Regions from separate parts of the Homo sapiens genome. Here region 2 is linked to region 1. Evidence: chromatin loops called from intact Hi-C (ENCODE). Cell type or tissue: endothelial cell of umbilical vein. All regions are shown on one strand. Links, peaks and the distances in the headings refer to the core of each region. The heading gives the core; the rest is flanking DNA. Region 1 overlaps LRCH2 (leucine rich repeats and calponin homology domain containing 2). Region 2 holds the start of IL13RA2 (interleukin 13 receptor subunit alpha 2).

Evidence for each region. Hi-C counts contacts between places; a loop is a spot of excess contacts. Peaks named below come from ENCODE experiments on the same cell type or tissue, not always from the same donor. Only the 100,000 strongest peaks of a DNase experiment are listed, where the experiment ranks them.
Region 2: a loop joins it to region 1, with 9 times the contacts of the local background. A loop is called at or near these places in 3 of 110 quality-filtered maps.

The regions. Positions count from the first base shown.
Region 1 is chrX:115,140,975-115,152,376 of GRCh38, reverse strand. It overlaps LRCH2 (leucine rich repeats and calponin homology domain containing 2), which reads left to right. Exons shown (of 21, transcript NM_020871.4): 13 at 2,307-2,355; 14 at 2,434-2,550. Among named protein-coding and RNA genes, the nearest start is that of SNORA35B, 20 kb to the right of the region's middle. In endothelial cell of umbilical vein, for the core only: no CTCF peak of the experiment used is centred there; no DNase peak of the experiment used is centred there.
Region 2 is chrX:115,015,027-115,026,428 of GRCh38, reverse strand. It overlaps IL13RA2 (interleukin 13 receptor subunit alpha 2), which reads left to right and starts at 8,813. Exons shown (of 10, transcript NM_000640.3): 1 at 8,813-8,876; 2 at 9,127-9,253; 3 at 10,608-10,759. The coding sequence starts at 9,160. In endothelial cell of umbilical vein, for the core only: CTCF peaks have their summits at 7,965 and 8,182 (motif pointing right); no DNase peak of the experiment used is centred there; H3K27ac peaks cover 216 bases.

The DNA of each region.
Region 1 (11,402 bases), core at 1,612-9,611:
GACAGACATTGTGTACTTTACATTCTTGAGTGTGGATATTGTATTATTATACATACTTTTGACTTTTGTTCTGGGATATGGTTAAATTACTTGGAAATAATTTGATATTTTGGGACTTGGTTTTATAATTTATTTATGTGGGACCAGTGCAGCATTTAGTCTAGGAATAAATTTGTCCCCTTAATGAGGCAAGACATTTCTCTACTGGATGTCCTGTGAATTATGAGGTTTTCCAGTTTAGCTGGTGGGAACTGGTACTACTCCTGGTCCTCTGAGAATCTGGGAATTATTCCCTCTAAGCTTTGAGGGTGATTTTATCCTTTTGCCTAGGGTATTTTCCTCACATACATGTTCAATGATCAGTACGCTCAGATGAAAATTTGAGGGATGCCTCTGTAGATCTCTTTCCTTTCTCTGTGCATTGCCCTTTTGTTTGTTACTGTGTGCTATGAACTCACTCTGCCCTTTTCTCCCTGGCTCCAGCTCTGTCTCCTGAATTCTGGGCCTGCTAGACTCTGCCTTAGTTTTTTTCTCCTGGGATGTGGACTGGAAACTCTTTCCATGCAGCAACTTGGCTCAGTTATGGGATTTACCTCCTTACTCATCTCTAAAGGATAATGTCATTTTTTGCCTAATATTCAATGTCATGGAAGGCATAATTTTAAATATTTTGCCCATTCTTTTAGTTTTTTCAGTCAGGATATAAATCTGGTCACTGTTAGCCTATCTTGGCCACTAGCAAAGTCTAGTTTTTACATTTTATGTGTTCAAATTTGTTAGTATTTAATTTTGATTGTTTGTCCCATAGGCTCTCTCTATTCCAATATTTAAAAAATTACTGCCTGTATTTTTCTGATACTTTGTGATTTCTTCTTTATATTTAAATCTTTTAATTTTTCATTTTGATATTTGGTATGAGGTAAGGAATCTAGTTTTCTTCCTCCCCCACCTTTTTCTCACTGTGTCTCCTCCCCCTTTTTTATTCTTTCTTTCAGTGTATATTTTACACGTGATCAATCAGGTGTCTCTCTACTACTTGTTATATAAGCCATTACTTTCACAATGATCTTAAATGTCATTTTTTTCAGAAGTTATTATACTCGTGGTCCTGTACTCCTCTTCCATTGAAAAATCTGTAGATTCTGGAGCTAGTAGAAAGGAGGGTTGAAAAGTCCTCTTTATTATATAACTTTTCTCTTCGTGATCATCCATTCTTCCAAATTAACTTTGGAACTCCTTTGTCAAATGTTTAAAACAAACCAAAAAATACTTCTTGAGTTAAAAAAATTATTATTACAGTTCATTTCAGTTATTAATTAAGTTGAAAGAGAAGTTATACCTGTAATACTTATCTATCCAAGAACCTTTTGGTTATTCAAGTCTCTTACTAGACATTTGTAGTTTTTTCATGTAGGTCTTGTAGAAGTATAGTTAAGTTTCTTCCTAGGTATTTTATACTTTTCTTTCCTTCTATGAATAGCATTTTTTTCTAATATATCTTTTAACTCATTATAGTTGATATGTAGGAAAGCTATTAACTTTTGTATGTTTTTCTTTAACTGGTAACCTTACCTCTTATAATAATAGATTTTTTGTCTTTTTCTCTTGGATAATCATGTGTTCTATAAATTTTAAAAATTGGATCTTTATATCCAATTTTTATTTTCTTTTTGTTATTGCACTATACAGAAATTCCACAATAGTGTTAAGTTATAGCAGCTTCAGTGGACATTTTGTTTATATATTTTTTCCACAGGAACTCCTTGTTCAAAATTGCCATCTAACAACAGCATGCATAGTCTGCCTTATCTCAACAACAAAAAATTAGATGAAAATAATTTCCTTCATAGCCCCTGTTTTGTTAGAATGAACAGGTTGCATCTCATAATCAGTAATTCAGTAGGCAAAAATAACTACTCGCTTGAGCTCTTTGGCATTTAGACAAAGGAAATTATTAGTTTTTTTTAGTCTTTGTTAATTATTTTAATATAATAAATATCCTGTCTGTCCTTTGACAATATATCTTTAGATATTTCACTTATTTTAGCTTCTGGGAATTCCTTAGAATAGACCTATGCATAGGGCCTACATAGAATAAACCCATTTTGATATTTCCTGTAGAGCAACAGGTTTTAGAAACTTAAATATATTTCTGTCAACTTTAAGTTTTATGTTGTTAGGCCAAAGTGTAGACATGGGTAAATTCTTTACAATGTTTTTAAAAAGATAACATCTAAGGTTCATAATATATATTTAAGGATTTATTCTAAATATTTTAACGTATTAAGGCATCTTCAATTTTTTAGTGTCTCAGCAGATGAAGTTAATTCACCATTATCACCCCTCACCTGGCAGGTAAGAAGAAATTAAATTACAATTATATCTATCATTTTGTTCTCTTTTATTTAGTTAAAATAAATTGTCTCATTATAGCCCTTAGAAAATCAGAAGGATCAAATAGATGAACAACCGTGGCCAGAATCTCACCCTATAATCTGGCAGAGTGAAGAAAGGAGGCGGAGCAAACAGATTAGAAAAGAATATTTCAAGGTACTCTATATTAAGTTTTTAAATTTACTTTGTAATTATTAGTTTTTATTTTGTCAGTTTTGTTTTGAGTTAATAAGGTAGACTGTAACTCTCTAGTTAAATGTAGTAAATGTGTTATTTTGATTTCTCACATATATGGGGTAATACAATCTAATTATATCCATAAGGTTTCAGTAATTGAGAATAATTGAGTAGATAAATATAAATTATGATTTACCAAATACTTTGCAAGATAGACGAATGTTTGCTGCACTGCTAGTTGTAGCAATATGTAGTATGTTTTAAAAGAATTGTCCAGGAAAAGTCTTTCATTGGATTTGTTTCAATAAATATTTGACACATATTTACAATTAGCATTTAACTGTTCCTATGTAAATAAGTGTTGTTTATATAGTTCTGAAAATGCTTGAGGGCAGATTTTTCCATTTTTTTCTTCTTGTTACCTTAGTAGATTGCTTGAGTGTCTTTTATCTTAGCTAAAAGAAAAGCTCAGATCATCCAAATTATCCCACATTTCTAGTTAGCAGGGTTTTAATGAAATTTTACTGTGTACACATTTGTAAATATTGTATTATTGTCTATTTGTGATTGGGGTCTGCTGTATTTGTAGAAGCCAATCATTAGAATTCAGAATAATATTCAATACTAGCCAGAATTCATTACTGGATTTGACTCAAATGAATAGTACAAACAAGCTTCTGCTCCATGAATAGCAAATTTTGTTGTCTTTGTACACGTTTTATGTTTCCCAAAGCCTAATTATTATTAGATGATAATAGTAATTTCATCTGAAACATAGTACTAGTCTACATTGTAGGTTCAAGTTTATATCACTAATAAATAGGATTATATTCTCTGTTTTTCTCTGGTAGAAATAGGTCTGTATGCACATTTGTTTGTTTCTATATATGGGTGTGTAACATACATTTGGAAATAGTATCATGACTAAAACAAAACTGTTATATGTCTTAGTGGATCTGTGGTAAATTTAAGCCTTCAACAAATAAATACTGAGTCCTTTTAATGAGTCTTACATTTCCTGGTCAATATAAGAGATAACAAAGAAACAGAAGACATGAGGAAAAAGGGAAGGACATTCTAAGTAGAACCCTGGTCAATAATAGTGAAAGTTTATTTATCCTAACCCTTTATACATCTGTAATTGTGTTTACATTCCAGCATTATTTTAAAGTTTCCCTTTTTAGTTCATTGGACCTTGAACAAAGCACTGAATAAAATTTGCTTGTAGATAAAACTTAGTGAATGACTGATGGTATGGGGGAAATTTTAGTAGTATTTCATATAATAAAAGAAATTTAATATTTATTTGCTCTCCTTTATTGTAGTATAACAATACAAATTCTTAGTATACTACCAATATCGTAGTATAACAAAACCAGTTCTCCTTTATCATAGTAACAATACCAATTCTGACTATTTGTCAAAAAACTTACATAGCACTTATTAAGTGCCAGGCACTGTCCTAAGACTTCACAAAGATCAACTCATTTAATCCTCATAACAACCTTATGAGGTAAGTACAATTATGACTATTTCTGTTTTACAGATGATGAAATTAAGGCACAGAGATGCAAAGTAGTATTCTTCAGTTCACTTAGTAATAAGTGGCAGAGTTGAGATTTGAACCCAAAGCCTATGCTAGGCTGCCTCTTTATCTACTGTGTATAGCTTAATATCATATCAGCAAACACTTTCAAACAAACACAGTTTTACTGGTTTTTAATTTTTTTTTTTAAGAGACAGAGTCTCTCTCTATTGCCCAGACTGCAGTGCAATAGCGTGATCATAGCACACAGCAGCCTCAAATGCCTGGGCTCAGGCCATCCTCTGGGCTCACGTGATCCTCTTGCTTCAGCCTCCCCAGTAGCTAGAACTACAGGTATGTCCCCCAGTGCCCTACAAATTTTAAAATTTTTTGTAGAGGTGAGATCTTATTATGTTGCCCAGGCTGGTCTCAAATTCCTGGCTTCAAGAGATCCTCCCATCTAGGCCCCCCCAAAGTGCTGAGATTACTGACATTTTTGGCCCACTTTTAGTGTTTAAAAAACGTTTTACAGTAACTTGAGTGGACTTCTCAAGATGTCTTAATAGAGGCCACATTTTAAAAATGTGCATTTTAAAAACTGAGCATTTTAAAAACATAATTCTTTGGTTTCATAGCATCATTTATTGGTATTTTATTTTTTATAAAATAAACATCTTCTATAATATTAGTTATGTTATAAAGTTATTAAAAGAGATCAAATGATATAATATTTGAAGTGCTCATTACATAATCATCATTCAACAAATGTTAATTTTTTTCCTTAATAAATTAGGTGCAAAGATAAGCTTCAGTCACTGGGAAATGTTTTAAGGAGATGTGTAGTTCTCCTAAATTGTCAGAAGATGTCAGTATTAGGACATAGTAAAATGAGTATGTCACTAGTTTTTTTTCCTAAGATGTCAAGAAAATATAAAACTGACATACAGTTTCCTAAATTAAATCAACACTATTATTCAGAATTGTCACTATTTTCATGACTAAAACATCAGCAGCTTCTAAGAGGAAATTTCTCTTAATCACCTATCTCCCGATAATTGAAAGTGCTATTGGTAGGTTGTATTATTAAAGCTAATCTGGATTTATAGTTCATTAAACAGTAAAATACACTACACTTGAGGTTTATATCAGATTATCACTGAGTTTGTTCAATGGTGGCTCTTTTAGGTTTTGCTATGTTACGAAATGTACAGAACTTTTGTGCAACTTTATCTTAATACGTATAAATGACTGAGGCACAGGATTTCTTTGTTTCTGTCCCATGGTAAATTATTTGTCATGGTTATTCAGTGTATTTATTGAATGTGTGTGTGTGTGTGTGTGTGTGTGTGTGTGTGTGTGTGTGTGTGTGTGTGTATGTATGTAAGAAATCCAACTGTATTTCTTCTTAGTTTTGAAGGCTAATTTTGGATAGTATTTTTTTCAGGTAAGTCCCTGAAACTAGGTAAAACTGTTTCAACATATTGGCTAGATTATGTGAGCAAGAACACAAATTGGGTCAGGTTAAGTTAGTAAGTAAATCATGGTAGGAAAGTTACATTGACTCTTTTAGATTCCCAGGCCGCTATCGTATAGATTATTATTCTAGTATATAAAATTTAGTGTTCTTATAGCCAAAATAAAATCACTGTATTTCAGGGAACTTCATGATGCCAGGAAGTATTTTATTAAACATCTTTTTTTATTTTAAATTTTTAATTTTTGGCGTTCATATTAGGTATATATATTTATGGGATACATGAGATATTTTGAAAGGCATACAATGTTCAATAATCACATTATGGGGAATGGGGTATCTATTCCTTCAAACATTTATCATTTGTGTTATGATCAAATTATACTCTTAGTTATTTTGAGATGTACAATTAAATTATTATTGACTATAGTCACCCCATTGCGCTATCAAATACTAGGTCTTATTTATTCTATTTTTTATGCCCATTATCCATCTTCACCTACCCTCTACTCCCCCACTACCCTTCTCTAGCCTCTGGTAACCATCCTTCTACTCTCTATCTTTATGAGTTCAATTGTTTTTACATCCTACAAATAAGTGAGAACATGTGGTGTTTGTCTTTCTGTGCCTGGCTTATTTCACTTACCATAATGACCTGCATTTCAATCCATGTTGCAAATGACAGACTCTCCTTCTTTATGGCTGAATAGTACTCCATTGTGTATGTGTACCACATTTTCTTTATCTGTTCTTCTATTGATGGACACTTAGGTTGCTTCCAAATCTTGGCTATTGTGAATAGTTTTGCAATAAATATGGAAGTGCAGATATCTCTTTGATATACTGATTTCCTTTCTTTGGGTTATATACCCAGCAGTAGGATTGCTGGATTGTATGGTAGCTGTATTTTTAGTTTTTTGAGGAGCCTCCAAACTGTTCTCCATATTGTTCGTACTAATTTACATTCCCACCAACAGTGTACGAGGGTTCCCTTTTCTCCACATCCTCACCAGTATGTTATTGCCTGTCTTTTGGATATAAGCCACTTTAACTGGGGTAAGATGATACATCATTGTAGTTTTGATTTGCATTTCTCTGATGATCAATGATGTTGAGCACCTTTTCGTATGCCAGTTTGCCATCTGTATGTCTTCTTTTCAGAAATGTCTATTCACATCTTTTACCCATGTTTTAATCTAACTATTAGATACTTTCCTAAAGAGTCGCTTGAGCTCCTTAAATTCTGGTTATTAATTCCTTGTCATATGGGTAGTTTGCAGATATTTCCTCCTATTCCGTGGGTTGTCTCTTCACTTTCTTGTTTCCTTTGCTGTGCAGAAGCTTTTTAACTTGATGTGATCCCATTTCTCCATGTTTGCTTTGGTTGCCTGCGCTTATGGGGTAGCTCAGGAAATTTTTGCCCAGACCTGTGTCCTGGAGATTTTCCCCCATGTTTTCTTATAGCAGTTTTATAGATTGAAGTCTTAGATTTAAGTCCTTAATCCATTTTGATTTGATTTTTGTGTACAACAAGAGATAGGGGCCTAGTTTCATTCTTCTGCATACGGATATCCAGTTTTCCCAGCCTCATTTACTGAAGAGACTGTCTTTTCCCCCGTGTATGTTCTTGGCAGCTTTGTTGAAATTGAGTTCACTGTAGGTGTGTGAAGTTGTTTCTGGGTTCTCTGTTCTGTTCCATTGGTCTGTGTGTCTGTTTTTATGCAAGTACCATGATGTTTTGGTTACCATAGGTCTGTAGTATAATTTGAAGTCATGTAATGTGATTCCTCCAGTTTTGTTCCTTATTCCCAGGATAGCTTTGGCCATTCTTGGTCTTTTGTGGTTTCATCTAAATCTTAGGCTTGATTTTTCTATTTCTGTGATGAATGCCATTGGTATTTTGATAGGGATTGCATTGAATCTATAGATTGCTCTGAGTAGTATGGACATTTTAACAATATTGTTTCTTCCAATCCATGAATGTGGAATATCTTTCCATATTTGTGTGTCCTCTTCAATTTCTTCCAGCAGTATTTTATAGTTTTCATTGTAGAGATCTTTTACTTCTTTGGTTAATTTCTAGGTGTTTAATTTTGTTTGTGAGTATTGTAAATGGGATTATTTTTAAAATTTCTTTTTTAGATTGTTCACTGTTGGCATATAGAAATCCTACTGACTTTTGTATGTTGATTTTGTATCCTGCAACTTTACAGAATTTATCAGTTCTATTTTTTTTTTTTTGGTGGAGTCTAGGTTTTTCCAAATACAAGATTATATCATCTGCAGACAAGGATAATTTGACTTCTTCTTTTCCAATTTGGATGCCCTTTATTTCTTTCTCTTGTCTGATTGCTCTAGGTGGGACTCCTAGTATTGTGTTGAATAACAGTGGTGACAATGTGCATCCCTGTCATCTTTTAGATCTTAGGGGAAAGGCTATGAGTTTTGGCTTTTATTATGTTGAGATATATTTCTTCTATACCCCAGTTTTTGAGAGTGTATTAGTCTATTTTTATGCTGCTGATAAAGACATACCTGAGACTGGTCAATTTACAAAAGAAAGAGGTTTATTGGACTGACAGTTCCACATGGCTGAGGAGGCCTCACAATCATGGTGGAAGGTGAAAGGCACGTCTTACATGGTGGCAGACAAGAGAAGAGAGCTTGTGCAGGGAAACTCCTGTTTTTCAAATCATCAGGTCTCATGAGACTTATTCACTATCATGAGAACAACACGGGAAAAACCTGCCCCCATGATTTAGTTACCTCCCACTGGTATCTCCCATGACACTTGTGAATCGTGTGAGTTACAATTCAAGATGAGGTTTTGGTGGGGACACAAGCAAACCATATCAGAGGGTTTTTATCATGAAGGAATGTTGGATTTTAGCAAATGCTTGTCCGGCATCAATTGGAATGGTCATATGATTTTTGTCCTTTATTCTGTTGTTATGATGTATCACAACAATTGATTTGCATATGTTGAACCATGCTTGCATCCCTGGAATAAATCCCACTTGGTCATGATGAATGACCTTTTAAATATATTGTTGAATTCGGTTTGCTAGTATTCTATTGAAGATTTTTGCATCCATATTTATCCGAGATTTTGGCCTGTAGTTTTCTATTTTGGATGTGTCTTTGTCTGGTTTTAGTATTAGGCTAATACTGGCCTTGTAGAATCAGTTTGCCAGTATTCCCTCCTCTTCAATTTTTTGAATACTTTGAGTAGGATTGGTATTAGGTTTTCTTTAAGTTTTTGGTAGAATTCAGCAGTGAAGCCCTCAGGTCCCAGGCATTTCTTTCCTGGGAGACTATTTATTACAGATTTGATCTCATTACTTGTTATTGGCCTGTTCACATTTTGGATTTCTTCATGATCCAATTTTGGTAGGTTTTATGTGTCTAGGAATTTGTCCATCTCCTCTAGAGTTTCCAATTTATCGGCACATAGTTGTTCATAGTAGCTAGTAGTGGCCCTTCGAATTTCTGTGGTATCAGTTGTAATGTCTCCTTTTTCATCTCTGATTTTATTTGGGTCTTCTCCCCTTTTTATCTTAATCTGACTAAAGGTTTGTCAATTTTGTTTATCTTCTCAGTAAACCATATTTTTGTTTCATTGATCTTTTTTATTTTTCTTCATTTCAAATTTATTTATTTCTGCTCTGATCTTTATTATTTCTTTTGTTTTTGTTTGTTTGTTTGTTTGTTTAAACCAGAGTCTCACTCTTTCTCCCAGGCTGAGGTGCAGTGGTGTCATGGCTCACTGCAGCCTTGACCTCCCAGGGTCAAGCCATCCTTTCACCTTTCAGCCTTCCAAGTAGCTGGGACTACAGGCACCACCACACCCAGCTAATTTTTGTATTTTTTGTAGAGATGGGGTTTTGCCATGTTGCCCAGGCTGGTCTTGAGCTCCTTGGCTCAAGCGATCTGCCCACCTCACGCTCCCAAAGTGTTGGGATTACAGGTGTGAGCCATGACACCTGGGCTGTTTCTTTTCTTATACTAACTTTGGATTTGGTTTGCTCTTCCTTTTCTGGTTCTTTAAGATGAATCATTATGTTATTTGTTTGAGGTTTTTCTTCTCTTTTGATGTAAGCACTTATAGCTGGAAATTTTCCTGTTAATACTGTTTTTGCTGTATCCCATAGGTTTTGCTATGTTGTATTTGTATTATCATTTGTTTCAAGAAATTTTTCGATTTCCTTCTTAATTTCTTCATTGACCCACTGGTCATTCAGGAGCATATTGTTTAATTTCCATTTGTTTGTATAGTTTTAAAAATTCTTCTTCTTATTGATTTCTGGTTTTATTTCATTGTGGTCAGAGAAGTTGCTTCATGTTATCTCAGCAACTTCTTTGTTGTTTGACTGTTTTAAGACTTATTTTGTGACCTAACATATGGTCTATCCTTGAGAATGATCCATGTGCTGAGGAGAAGAACATATATTCTGTAGCCACTGGATGAAATGTTCAGTAAATATCTGTTGGGTCCATTTGGTCTATAGTGCAGATTAAGTCCAATTGTTCTTTGATGATTTTCTGTCTGGGAGATCTGTCCAGTGCTGAAAGTGGGGTGTTGAAGTCTCCAGCTATTACTGTATTGAGATCTATCTCTCTTGAGCTCCAATAATATTTGCTTTATATATCTGAGTGCCCCAGTATTGGGTGCATATATACTTACAAATCACTATATCCTCTGACTAAGTTTACCCCTTTTTCATTATATAATGACCTTCTTTGTCTCTTGTTCATTTTTATCTTGAAATCCATTTTGTCTGATATAAGTATAGCTACACCTGCTCTTTTTTGGTTTCCATTGGCATGGAATATCTTTCTTCATCCCTTTATTCTCAGTCTATGTGTATCTTCGTAAGTGAACTGTGTTTCTTTTTTTTTCTTTTTTCTTTTTCTTTCTTTCTTTTTTTTTTTTTTGGTGGAGTCTTCCTCTGTCACCCAGGCTGGAGTGAAATGGCATGATCTCGGCTCACTGCAGCCTCTGTCTCTTGGGTTCAAGCAATTTTCCTGCCTCAGCCTCCTGAGTAGCTGGGACTACAGGCATGTACCACCATGCCCAGCTAATTTTTTATTTTTTGTATTTTTAGTAGAGATGGGGTTTCACCATGTTGGCCAGGCTGGTCTTGAACTCCTGACCTCAAGTGATCCACCCCCCTCGGCCTCACCCCAACATTGCTAAGCTAAAGGGAAAGGTCAAGCTGGGAACTGCTTAGGGGAAACCTGCCTCCAATTCTATTCAAAGTCACCACTCTGCTCACTGAGATAAATGCATATCTGATTGCCTCCTTTGGAGAGGCTAATCAGAAACTTAAGAGAATGCAGCCATTTGTCTCTTACCTACCTATGACCTGGAAGTCCCCTGGCCGCTTCCAGTTTTCCTGCCTTTCTGGACTGAAATATTGTTTGTCTTACATATGTTGATTGATGTCTTGTGTCTCCCTAAAATGTTTAAAACCAAAGCTGTGCTCTGACCACCTTGGGCACAGGTCATCAGGACTGCCTGAGGCTGTGACACAGGCACTATCCTCAACCTTGGCAAAATAAGCTTTCTTTTTTTTTTTTTGAGACAGAGTCTTGCTCTGTCACCCAGTGGCGTGATCTCGGCTCACTGCAAGCTCCATCCCCAAGGTTCACGCCATTCTCCCGCCTCAGCCTCCAGAGTAGCTGGGACTACAGGCACCCGCCACTATGCCTGGCTAATTTTTTTTTTTTGTATTTTTAGTAGAGACGGGGTTTCACCGTGTTAGCCAGGATGGTCTCGATCTCCTGACCTCGTGATCCACCCCTCTCGGCCTCCCAAAGTGCTGGAATTAC
Region 2 (11,402 bases), core at 3,349-11,348, 130 kb after region 1:
TGGTAGCCCCTCAAAATCTATTTAGCCTTTTATATATCGAAGGTCTCAGTCACTGGCCCTCTTTTCTTTGTCTCATGTACACTCTACCTTAGGTGACGTCAATCAATCACATGGCTCTAAATGCTGTCTATATCCTGATGATTCCCAAATTTATATTTACAGCTCTGGTCTTTCCCCCTATCTCCAGAGTTGAATATCCAACTGCCTACTCATCTCCCCTTGGATATTAGTTAGTCAGCTCAAACTTAACCATCCAAAATTGAACTCTTGACCATCATCCCTAGGCCCCATAAACAATTATCCAGATGGCCATGCCAAAATAAAGCCATCATCTTCTGATACTCCACACTCAATCCACCAGTAAATTCTATCAGCACGGCTATCAACTTGGTCCAAGTCACCATCATCTCTAGGCCGGGTCATTGCTTCTACCTTTCCATTGCATACAATAGCCCTTTAAAATGTAATCTACATCATGTTGAGGTGGGAGAGTTCCCTGGCCCCTTCGCAGAACCTGCGACAGGAGGATATGGCTCTCTGGCAACAGGGGGATGTGGGAGGGGGAGCATGCAGAGGGGCAGGTGCAAGAGCCAGGATGAGTGCTTTGGGCTCTGGACCCATGGCAGTATCTTGGGGTGGGTGTCTGTGACTCTTGAAGCCCAAGTGGGCATGTGTTACAGTGCACTCTTTTAGCCTTGTCATCTGTGGATGGCTTAAGTGTTGAACAGTTCAGTGGACTTGCCTTTTTGCAAGGGCAGAGGGCCAGTGTGACAGCTTTCTGTATCTTGAGCTCTTGTCTAGCATCCAGGAAAAATCAGGTCACACACGAACTTGAAGGATGAATGCGGGGGTCTTATTGAGTGGTGGAGGTGTCTCTCTGTGGGATGGATGTGGAATTGGAAGGGGGGTGGAGTGAGAGGATCATCTTCCCCTGGCATTTGGCCATTCAGCAGCTGAACTCCTCTTTGATTGTCTCCAGCCGAACTCCTCTCGGCATTCAGACGCTCCTTCTCTTCTCTCTGCTGTGCCTTTCTGCCATTCTTCCAAGCTTCTGTTTGTCCCCTCATGGAGGCTAGGGTTTGGGGTTTATACGTGTACAGGATAAGGGGGCATGGTGGGCAAAAAGGCAACATTTTGGACGTGAAAACAGGAATGCCTATTCCCATTTAGGGCCATGGGTTTCCAGGCTTGAGGGTGGGGCCTTTGTCTGGGAAATGCCCTCTTCTACCCAGTATTTCCCTGTCTCCTGTCCATATCAAAGTCACTGCTCACAACTGTCCCGTTGCTTCCCATTTTACTAAAAATAAATAGCAAATTCATCACCATGGCCTACCCTCTCCTATATTTGTGAGATCATCTAACTTTTTCTGTTCCCTATCCTGCTGGTCTTCCTATTCCTGAAACTACTATTTCAGTGAATGTGCTATTCCTTCTACCTGAAACATTCTTTCCCTGTATCTTTACCTGGTTTATTCCCTACATCACTGAAGTCCTTGATGCTACTTTCTCAGAGAGGCATTCCCTGACTACCCTTACCTAAAATGAACCTCCCATTATTCTTTCATGTTATCCTGCTTTATTTTTCTTTATACATCTTGTGGTTATCTGATGTTTATTGTCTGTCTCCCACACCAGAAATGAGGGTAGCTACTTTGTCTTGTTCACTGCTGTATCCCCAGTACCTATAACAGTGCCTAGCATGTAGTAGACTTCCTGAAATAATTGAATAGTTAATATGTAATGTAAATATTAATATTTAATTGTTTATAACATTCTTTTCTATAACTAATAGTCCTGTATATAATATAATACCACATTTCCATGTGTTTACAGTCTATAAATAACATACTGGTAGATTACCTGGAAGGAATATAAAAATTGCTATTGTACATTTTGTATTCTATTTTTACTGAGTATTGAGTGGGTAGAGTATATCCTATTATTTACTTTTAAAGGGGTCACATGACATGAATGTTTTGGGTATTCCCTGCCTGTTTGCAAACAAGTATTTGGGAGCATCTGGGAGTACAGAGAACAGTGTTGAACAAAAGAGATTGTTTCGCTAGTTCCAGAGCAGTAGTGCCTTTCAAGGCAGTGCATTACTCTTCAGTTATGACTTCATTGGAGTAGAATGTAAGGTATATTTAGTAAGAACTATTTGACCTGTTCAAGAAATATTTACTAATTGATGACCTGGGGGATTTTATTTAAAGGGTTGCAAAAAAAAATTTTAGTGGGTTGTTTTCAAAAAGCATGTTGGTGGTTTGTTGGATAGAATTATAAACTAATAAACCTGTGATCTCAGTTCGGGGACAAATTCTGAAATTTGTAAACTGCTTCATGAATTAACACTGTAAACCTAGATGTTGCTATGGTAGCTCCAAACTGAATTGTCTAGCTTTGACAGTGTTGCAGGAAACTTGTTAGCCACATGAACTCAAGATGTCATACAGGAAAAGCATCTAAAAAAACATTATGGGGCCTGGCGCTATGGCTCAGGCCTGTAATCCCAGCACTTTGGTAGGCCGAGACAGGAAGATGACTTGAGCCCAGGAGTTTGAGACCAGCCTGGGCAATATAATGAGACCCCTGTCTCTACAAAATAAATATGAAAATAATTATGGCCTAGAATAACTACCCATGGTTTTACAAGAACTGTAGATTTATTGAACATATTTTATAAATATCAAATAATGTTAGTATGTAATCTTATCAGGGATGCAAATATAATCATGATATATAGAGCTAGATGTTAAAGTGATATTTGTTAAAAATAAGTCCTACATGTATTTCAATTCCATACAATGATTTTCATAATTCAGCATCTTCCTAAGTTCCTTGTGTATATGTATAGGACATGACTGACACAACTTTACTACTGGCAAACATGATGCATCTGTGTGATTCAAAGCCCTTTTGTGTTTCATAGTACAAAGTCATCTTCAGCATTCTTTATAAGCTACTCCACTGCAGGACATGTTATTTACTAGTTATTACCGAAATTAGATTTGATTCACCACCAGGTCATAGGCTGATTGTACTATCATTGAGCCATGTATTAATCTCAGTGTGTTATCAGGCCTCAAAACCTGGCAGGTTCCAGAGATTCTGTTTATGGTGCTGAGTCATGACTATACTCCAGAAGCTATGAACAGGCATTTATACATGTTGGATGGCCTTCCTGAAATAAGATTAGCTATCCAGGAAGCCAGTGCTCTTGAGTCACATCCTGAAACCACGGATGGATACATGGCAGATTAACCATTGAAATAGAGAATTATAGCCTAGGGATAACTTGTGTGAGAGAAAATTGCCTTTCACAGAGTGAGATTACTTGAAAGAGAGTATTATATTTTAAAAGGAGTATGACCTTTAGAATCAGATATTGGCATCTTTTATTGCTTAAATTGTATAACCTTGAGAAACCTGAGCCCCAAATGCCTCATTTGTAATATTGGAATAATAATAATAGTAGTCAGCAAAGTTTGTAAGGCTTAAGTGAGCTAATCCATTTAAGCATCTGGCACGGAGCTTGACACCTAGTAAAGGTAAAATAAACTATAACCTCTATTATTATTATTATTATTATTATTATTATTATTATTATCATTGTTTTCCGAGGTCACCTGGCAAAGCTGGTGAGAGAGCCCAAATCTCCTAGTCAATGCCTTCTCATGTAAGACTATATCAATTTATCATTTCATTTGCAAATGACATTTAAGTCTGCAATCACACTACATTTCCATTTTTCTCTCCTCAGTTTCTATTTCTCGATTTTTCAATTTTCTTTCTCCTCAAGCCCCATTCTAAAAGCTTTGGCCAGTATTTTTAGATAGCTTAAACAATGTGAATAGAAAGTATCAAATTTTATAATTGATTTTTTTTATGCAAAGGCAACAGAAATAACATGCCTATAGTTTTTATGTGTTTTTTTTAAAGAAATCATTTTAGTGACATTGCAAAAATTCCATTTATCATTTTCTAATAAATAATTGTCTTTGCAAATTGGTCACTGCCTTTACAATAAAATAAAACAAAAAACATATGGTCATTTTGGATACTGTAGAAGAATCTTTTTTTCCTTTGTCAACATAGAGAAAGAACATTTCTAAAAGACCATGTTATGTATTATTAGCCTAGCAATGTTTTTCTGTCTCTTCCTTCTTTTTCCTATCCTTTCTGTATAGATTGTATCAGCTGTGGGGCACTGTGCTAGTCATATCACTTCTCTAAGCCCCAGTTTTACTGTTTGTAAACATGCAGTACAAACCTTATACACTTACAGACCTGTTAAAAAATAAACAAATTCTTTACAAACTACAAAAAGCTAAACAAACGAAAGAAATTACTGTTATTATGGCAAAGATCAGTAAAGGCAGCATATTGGATCAACAAGGGTGGTAGAAATTGGAAATTAATAATAAGTGTCTAATTATCTACTATGAACAAGTTTATTTTGCTGAATTAATAAAGGCAAATGTGTAGGATGTGGTAAGTTATTTTCAAGTGTTGCTTAGTGGCAGTGTCCTCAGAAGCAAACCCCTCTCAAGTATATAGAGCAATTTACTATTCTTCTAGCACTTTCACATACATTATCTTATTTAATCTTCAAGACACCCCTGCCAGGCTTGTATCATTACCTCCATTTTATAGATACAAATTGAGATATAATTTACCTCTTATCACAGTGGTTGAGGCAGGAGTGAAATCCAGATTGATACTTACACCGTTGTGTCTTTTATTATAAAAAGCTCCTCGGCTATGTATCTGTTACTTTATCCAAAGAATAGTTGGTCCTGCCAGCTTTTACAGCACCTTGGTATAATTCCAAATTTGCTTTAGATGGCTTTTGGCCTCACCCATAACTTCCCCATCTTGTGGCTTGTAGAATCTGTGTCCTGGCCCTGTGACTGTTTCAGGAATACCTAACTAATATTTTCTACGTGCTTGATTATTAGGCAGGAAAGTATTAGAGATTCTAATTAATGTCTCTAAAGTAGAGAGGAGAACAAAAGAGGACCTGTGATAACTGCTTACGTTAATCTATTTCTTGAGAAACCATATGATTGGTAAGTACCTGGAATTTCTCCAATAATGCAAAGATTGCAGCCAGCTGTTAAAGTGAGAGTATTATGTTGCATGACTTTGAAGCGGTGGAGAAGCGAGGCCGAGAAGAGGCAATCACTTTAGGTTTGCCATTCCAAAGGAGATTCTCAGTGAGAAACTATCTCAAAAGTGTTGTGTAAAACTGAGTGGGTAGAAATAGAAAGCTCCCCTCCACATTGATCTTAGGCATGGAAAATACCTAGTGTAGTGATTACCATCAAGGGCTCTGGTACTAGATTGTCTAGATTTAAATCCAAGTTTCACCATTTATGGTGTGTGACTTGAGGGAAGCCATTTGACTTCTGTATGTCATAGTTTCTGGTCTTTAAAAAGTTAATCTCATAGAGTAGAGAGTAGAATAGAAGTTACCAGAGGCTGGGGAGGGAATAAGGGAGCCGGGATGGGGAAAGGTTGGTGAATGGGTACAATGTTACAGTTAGATAAGAGGAATACATTCTGATTTCTATTGCACAGTAAGGTGAGTATAGCTAACAATAATGAATTGTATTTTTCAAAAGCTAGAAGAAAGGAATTTGAATGTTTTTACCACAAAGAACTGATAAATGTTTGAGGTGATGTATATGCTAATTACCGTGATTTGATCATTACACAACGTTATCCATGTATCAAAACATTACACTGTACCCCACAAATATGTACAATCATTATGTATCAATTAAAAATTAAAGTTAAAAAGAAAATTTAAACAAATAACATAGAACTAAAAATAGTATATATGTCCAAGTCTGATTGTGAGGATTATATGAGATAATGCATATAAATTGCATAGCACAGGGCAGTGCCTGAGATGTTGAATAAATACTAGAAGGTACTATTACTATGACAGATACTATGACTGTTGCCACTTTCACTTTGTGTCTTCTGCAAGATTTAGCTGGGATAGTATCTGGCAAAAAACTTCCAAAGATGCTCAATAAATATTTATTGAATTATTACTCTGTCAGAAATGTCATAATGATAAAACTGTGTGGTGGGCTGGATGGTTTGGGTGGTGACAGTAGGTAGAGGAAGGTTGGGAGTTAGGAAGAGGCTTCTAGTAAAATAGGTGCAGGATAGATTCATTATGATAAGAACATTTATTTGCTAGTTAGTGGAAAGGGTTCAGGAGATATGGTTTTCAATCCCAGCTCTGCCACCAATAAGTTGTGTACACTTGGCTTACTTACCTTCCTCTCTGGCTGTTATTTCCTTATTTTTAAAAATGAGGAGCTAAGACCAGATGAGTGGTTATGAACTGTGGTCTGGGGGTCTGAAATATAGAAAAACAACTTTTTCAAATCTAATATGTCTGCATTTGCTTTTCTAATCTTCCCTTTGTCTTCAGGTCCCCCTGGTCCTTGTGAAAAACTCCGGTGTTCCTGGTAACCACATAGTGTATAAAGCCCCTCATTGCACTAGTGACAATCCTGTAACCCAGAAGCAAAGGAGAGAATTGTCTTTGTGTTCATTTGGGTAAGAAAGTCTTGGTTGGGCCCTAGGTGTAATTCAGCAACTCCTTTTGTGGGTTTATCCATAAGTGATGCTAGAAGCTAGTTATCCCATTTTCCACCTTTGCTTGGGTATATTGATCAGTCTGATCCATGAAATGCTATTTGATAGCCTGAGTCAGATTTCATAGCCTATAAATGGAATAGAAGCAAATGATTTTAAACTCTTTACTTAGCATTTATGCTGTACATGACATAATGCTACGAAATCTTAAAGGACAGATCGATAGGGGAGAGAGAATTTTGTTAGAATCTCTCTGAGAGCATTGTAAGGGCAGCCTGATTGCCCTTAGTCCTTAAAGGTAATATGGAAGGTTTTCTCTTTGTCAGACCTATTGCCCTGATCCCAGTAGTAACCAGTGTGTTCATCTTAATCTCTGAGGGTAGCTCTGTGGAAGATCCATAACCTTCTGTTAGCCAAATCTACCTAGTACTTACAGATGCATTAGTGGGCAGCCATTGGCTGGCAAGTAAAGAGAGAGGAATTGGGGAGAAAGAGAGATTTGTTGGGCCTCAGTGAGAGAAATGACATTCTCTCCTGATTTTATGAGGCGCAGAATTTTTAAAATAACATGGTGTTGATTCAGCTTGGTTTGCTAATTAAAGGAAGATTTAAACACTGGGGTTCCAGAGGAAAAGCGTTCATAATCCTGAGTCATGCCTGTGGGACCCAGCAGAATGGGGTGGAAGTGCACAGGACTGGGCATCATGAGATCTCTGTTCTACTTCCAGCTTTGTTACTAATTTGCTGTGTAATCTTGGGTGGGGCAAGTCTGAGTTTTACTGCCCAATTTATAAAAGAGAATTTGACTAGCCTTGTCTGTAATATACATACTGGTTCTAAAAATTTGATCCTAAGATTCTATAAAGTAGCCATTGAGGCTTACCAAAGTTACAATATTACAGATGGATCAGGTAGGGGGAAGAGGGTGGGGTGGAAGAGAGGGTCTGTCCTATTGAATTAATCTATGCACAAGAAAAGAAGGGCAGTCCCTTCTTTTCTTTTGAGTGACTTTTAATCCTTTACTTTATGTGAAATTGTTGGTTCCAGAATATAGATTCGAAGAGAAGTGTATGGAATTGGGAGTAGTAGTTTTTCCTGAAAAGCAAAGTATTTTTAATTGAGTAGCTATTTGAAGGCATGAATCCTTTAAATTTTGATCATATCCGTCAAGAACCAATATCCAAGAACAGAAAGATGACTAAATTGTATTCTATGGCAATGAAATGCTGTTTTAGTTTAAGAAAGAGATGAAAAGTTCAGATTTGCCCTTTAGAAAGGTCACTCTTGCTGTATATGGTGTGGAAAATGGATCAGAGGCAGGAAAGACTGAATAAGGAGATCCCTGCTAAGATCCTCCATTTAGGAAGTGGTAGTGGTAATGGAGAGATTAGATGGGAGAGGAGTTGAGGAAGACTCCCAGGTTTCTGGTTTGGGCAACTGGAAGGATGGCGATGCCATTTACTAATAAAGGAAACACAGGAAAAAGTGGAACAATAATGAGAGTAGATGGAAATAAAAAATTTTAATTAAAAGAAGTAATTAAAAGAAAAAAGGAGCAAAGAAGAAAGTCAATCGTCCAGCAGGGGGCGAAAGAGCTAAATAAACACTTTTTTTAAACTAAAAAAAGAAATATTTATGAGGAAACAGAGCAAAGTTTTGAACTCTCTGAGGCTTCGGTTTAGGTTCTGAGCTTTCTCAGTGGTCAAATAACTTTCTATTTTATTTTATTTTATTTTATTTATTTATTTAGAGACAGTCTCGCTCTATTGCCCAGGCTGGAGTGCAATGGTGGGATCTTGGCTCACTGCAATCTCCGCCTCCCGGGTTCAAGCCATTCTCCTGCCTCGGCCTTCCGAATAGCTGGGATTACAGGCGCCCGCCACCATGCCTGGCTAATTGTGCATTTTTAGTAGAGAAAGGATTTCACCATGTTGGCCAGGCTGTCTCAAACTCCTGACTTCAGGTGATCCACCCGCCTCAGCCTCCGAAAGTGCTGGGATTACAGGCATGAGCCACCATGCCCGGCCGAAATAACTTTCAAATACTTTTTTCTTTTTCTTTTTTCTTTTTTTCCCCTCAGAAAAGAGTATTTGACTGTGTTTTATGTGTTGCTAGGGGAGACGGTTGCTATGGAGATGGATGATATCATAACTCCATTGTGAACCAGTAAGAACACTCTCGTGAGTCTAACGGTCTTCCGGATGAAGGCTATTTGAAGTCGCCATAACCTGGTCAGAAGTGTGCCTGTCGGCGGGGAGGTGAGGAGCTACAAGGGTTTTTGCTTAGCTTTGTTTTTATTCTTGTAAGCAGGATGAGACTAGAATCCTTTCTTTCCAATTATATTGGTTCCTAACTTGATTATTTCTGTTTCCATGGTCTGAGGTGGACACAGTTTTCCCAGTTCTTGGTAGAGAAGCACACAGAGAGCTTTCCAAAGTATTTTTAATCACGTTTAGTTTGATTATTTGATGTAAGATAAAGTTAAAATGTTATATTTTTCCTTCATAGAGAGGCAATATCAAGGTTTTAAATCTCGGAGAAATGGCTTTCGTTTGCTTGGCTATCGGATGCTTATATACCTTTCTGATAAGCACAACATTTGGCTGTACTTCATCTTCAGACACCGAGATAAAAGGTAAATGGATTTTAATGGAATAGTTTTTAAATTAGGAAAAGTAAAATTAAATGGATTTTAATGGAAAATTAACTGTCTTTTTGACCTGCCTTATGGAAGTGCATAACTAACTAGTAGATGAATTGTTATTGAAACTATTTCAGGAAGTTCATGAAAAAAAGCTATGTTCTTACTAGTCACTTTCTTGTATAAGGTAACTGATGTTGACACACATTTTGTGCGATAAATGCCAAATTAAAAACACTCTCCATACCTTTTTGTATAGTCTTTTTTAACAGATTAAGTATCTGAAACCTCATTGCCTGGTACTAAACTAACTGGAACAGTTCCTTAATTACTATCCTTAGCTACTATCCTTAGCTTTTATGACAATTAGATACATTAAAAAGGTACAGAAATTTAACGTAAAATTTAAAAATAATTAGAATTATTTAATTTTTCAATTATATTATATTATTTAATATAATGTTAATGTTTTATTATTAATTAATTAAAATTATTTATAGTATATTATTATATTATATATTATATTATAATTAATATAATTAAATACATATATTTATATTATAGTGATATGTTAGTTATTATTTGTTATTATTTGTTGTTCTTATTTGTTATTGTTATTGTTAGACAGATTTTTGTAATAAAATGTTCCCATCTTAGACCAAATTCTGGCGTACATGAGCACAGAGATAAAGCCACATTGAATTTTTTGCTTCTCTAAAAATTAATACCTAGTGAGGCAAAGTCACATTTTGCATATGTGATTTCTCAAAGAAGGAACAACTATATAGCAGTAATCTAGATTTTTTTAACAGCCTTACTGAGATATAATTTACACAAAACTAACTCTTTATACAAAACTATATTCTTTAAAACTATACATGTATAGTAAAACTCTTTACTATACGTTGGTTTTTAGTATATTCACAAAGTTGTGCAACAATCACCACTATCAAAGTCCAGAATAGTTGCATCACCCGTAAAACAGCCCCTAAACCCATTAAGCAGTCACCCTGCATTGTTTCTCCCTCCAGCCCCTACCAACCACGAATCTACTTTCTCTCTCTATGAATTTGTCTATTTTGAAATTTCATAGAAATGGAACTATGTCAATATGTGGTCTTTTGTGTCTGGCTTCTTTCAGTTAGTATAATGTTCTCAAGGTTCATCCATGTTGTAGCATGAATCAGTACTTCATGTCTTTTTATGGCTGAATAATATTTGATTGTATGCATGTAGCACATTTTGTTTATCTGTTAATCAATTGGTGCACATTTGGAAGCCATCTAGATTTAGCAATATTTGTCATAAAATACAGAAAAAATAAAAGTGTTTTATTGATTTATTTCAGTTAACCCTCCTCAGGATTTTGAGATAGTGGATCCCGGATACTTAGGTTATCTCTATTTGCAATGGCAACCCCCACTGTCTCTGGATCATTTTAAGGAATGCACAGTGGAATATGAACTAAAATACCGAAACATTGGTAGTGAAACATGGAAGGTAAGTAAAGCATGCATTTGCCGTATCAGAGTGATCATCAGGTGTTACTTTGTGATTCCTGACTTTAGTGTCCGCTCCAATTCCCATATCTCAATAGTTCTAATTAGGATATAAAAAGCTTCCACACCCGCTTCTGTCTCCTATGCATCCTGCTATATCTGTTTTCACCCCATCCAGTGTTAAGATTGCCATTGGAAGAACAAGAAAAAAAACAAAAACAAAAACAAAAAACTCGGTCTCGTGCAATATGAACTTGAAGAGCAGCACTTCACTAGAAGAGCATTTCACTGTATTTTACAATTGCTTATATTCTTGGATGTGGGCCTTATACATGCTACTGACCTGTGACCTTTTCTACTGTAGGAGACAAGGCTTATTTATCTTTGTACCCTTCCCACAGAGGGTCGCAGGATTATGGTTCGTTGTATATATTGTAGTAAGAGCTCAATGAAAATGTTTTGAATTATTAACTACTTATATACTCAACAAGCATGTATATTCAAAGATTTCTGTTGTAGATGACATTCTGTTACCTCTCTAATTCAGCTAGGTAGTTTCAAGAGACAATTCAAATTGAGCATTTATTGATCAACTTTGTGCTGGGCACTCTACTAGGTATCAGGAATATATGAATAAATAATAA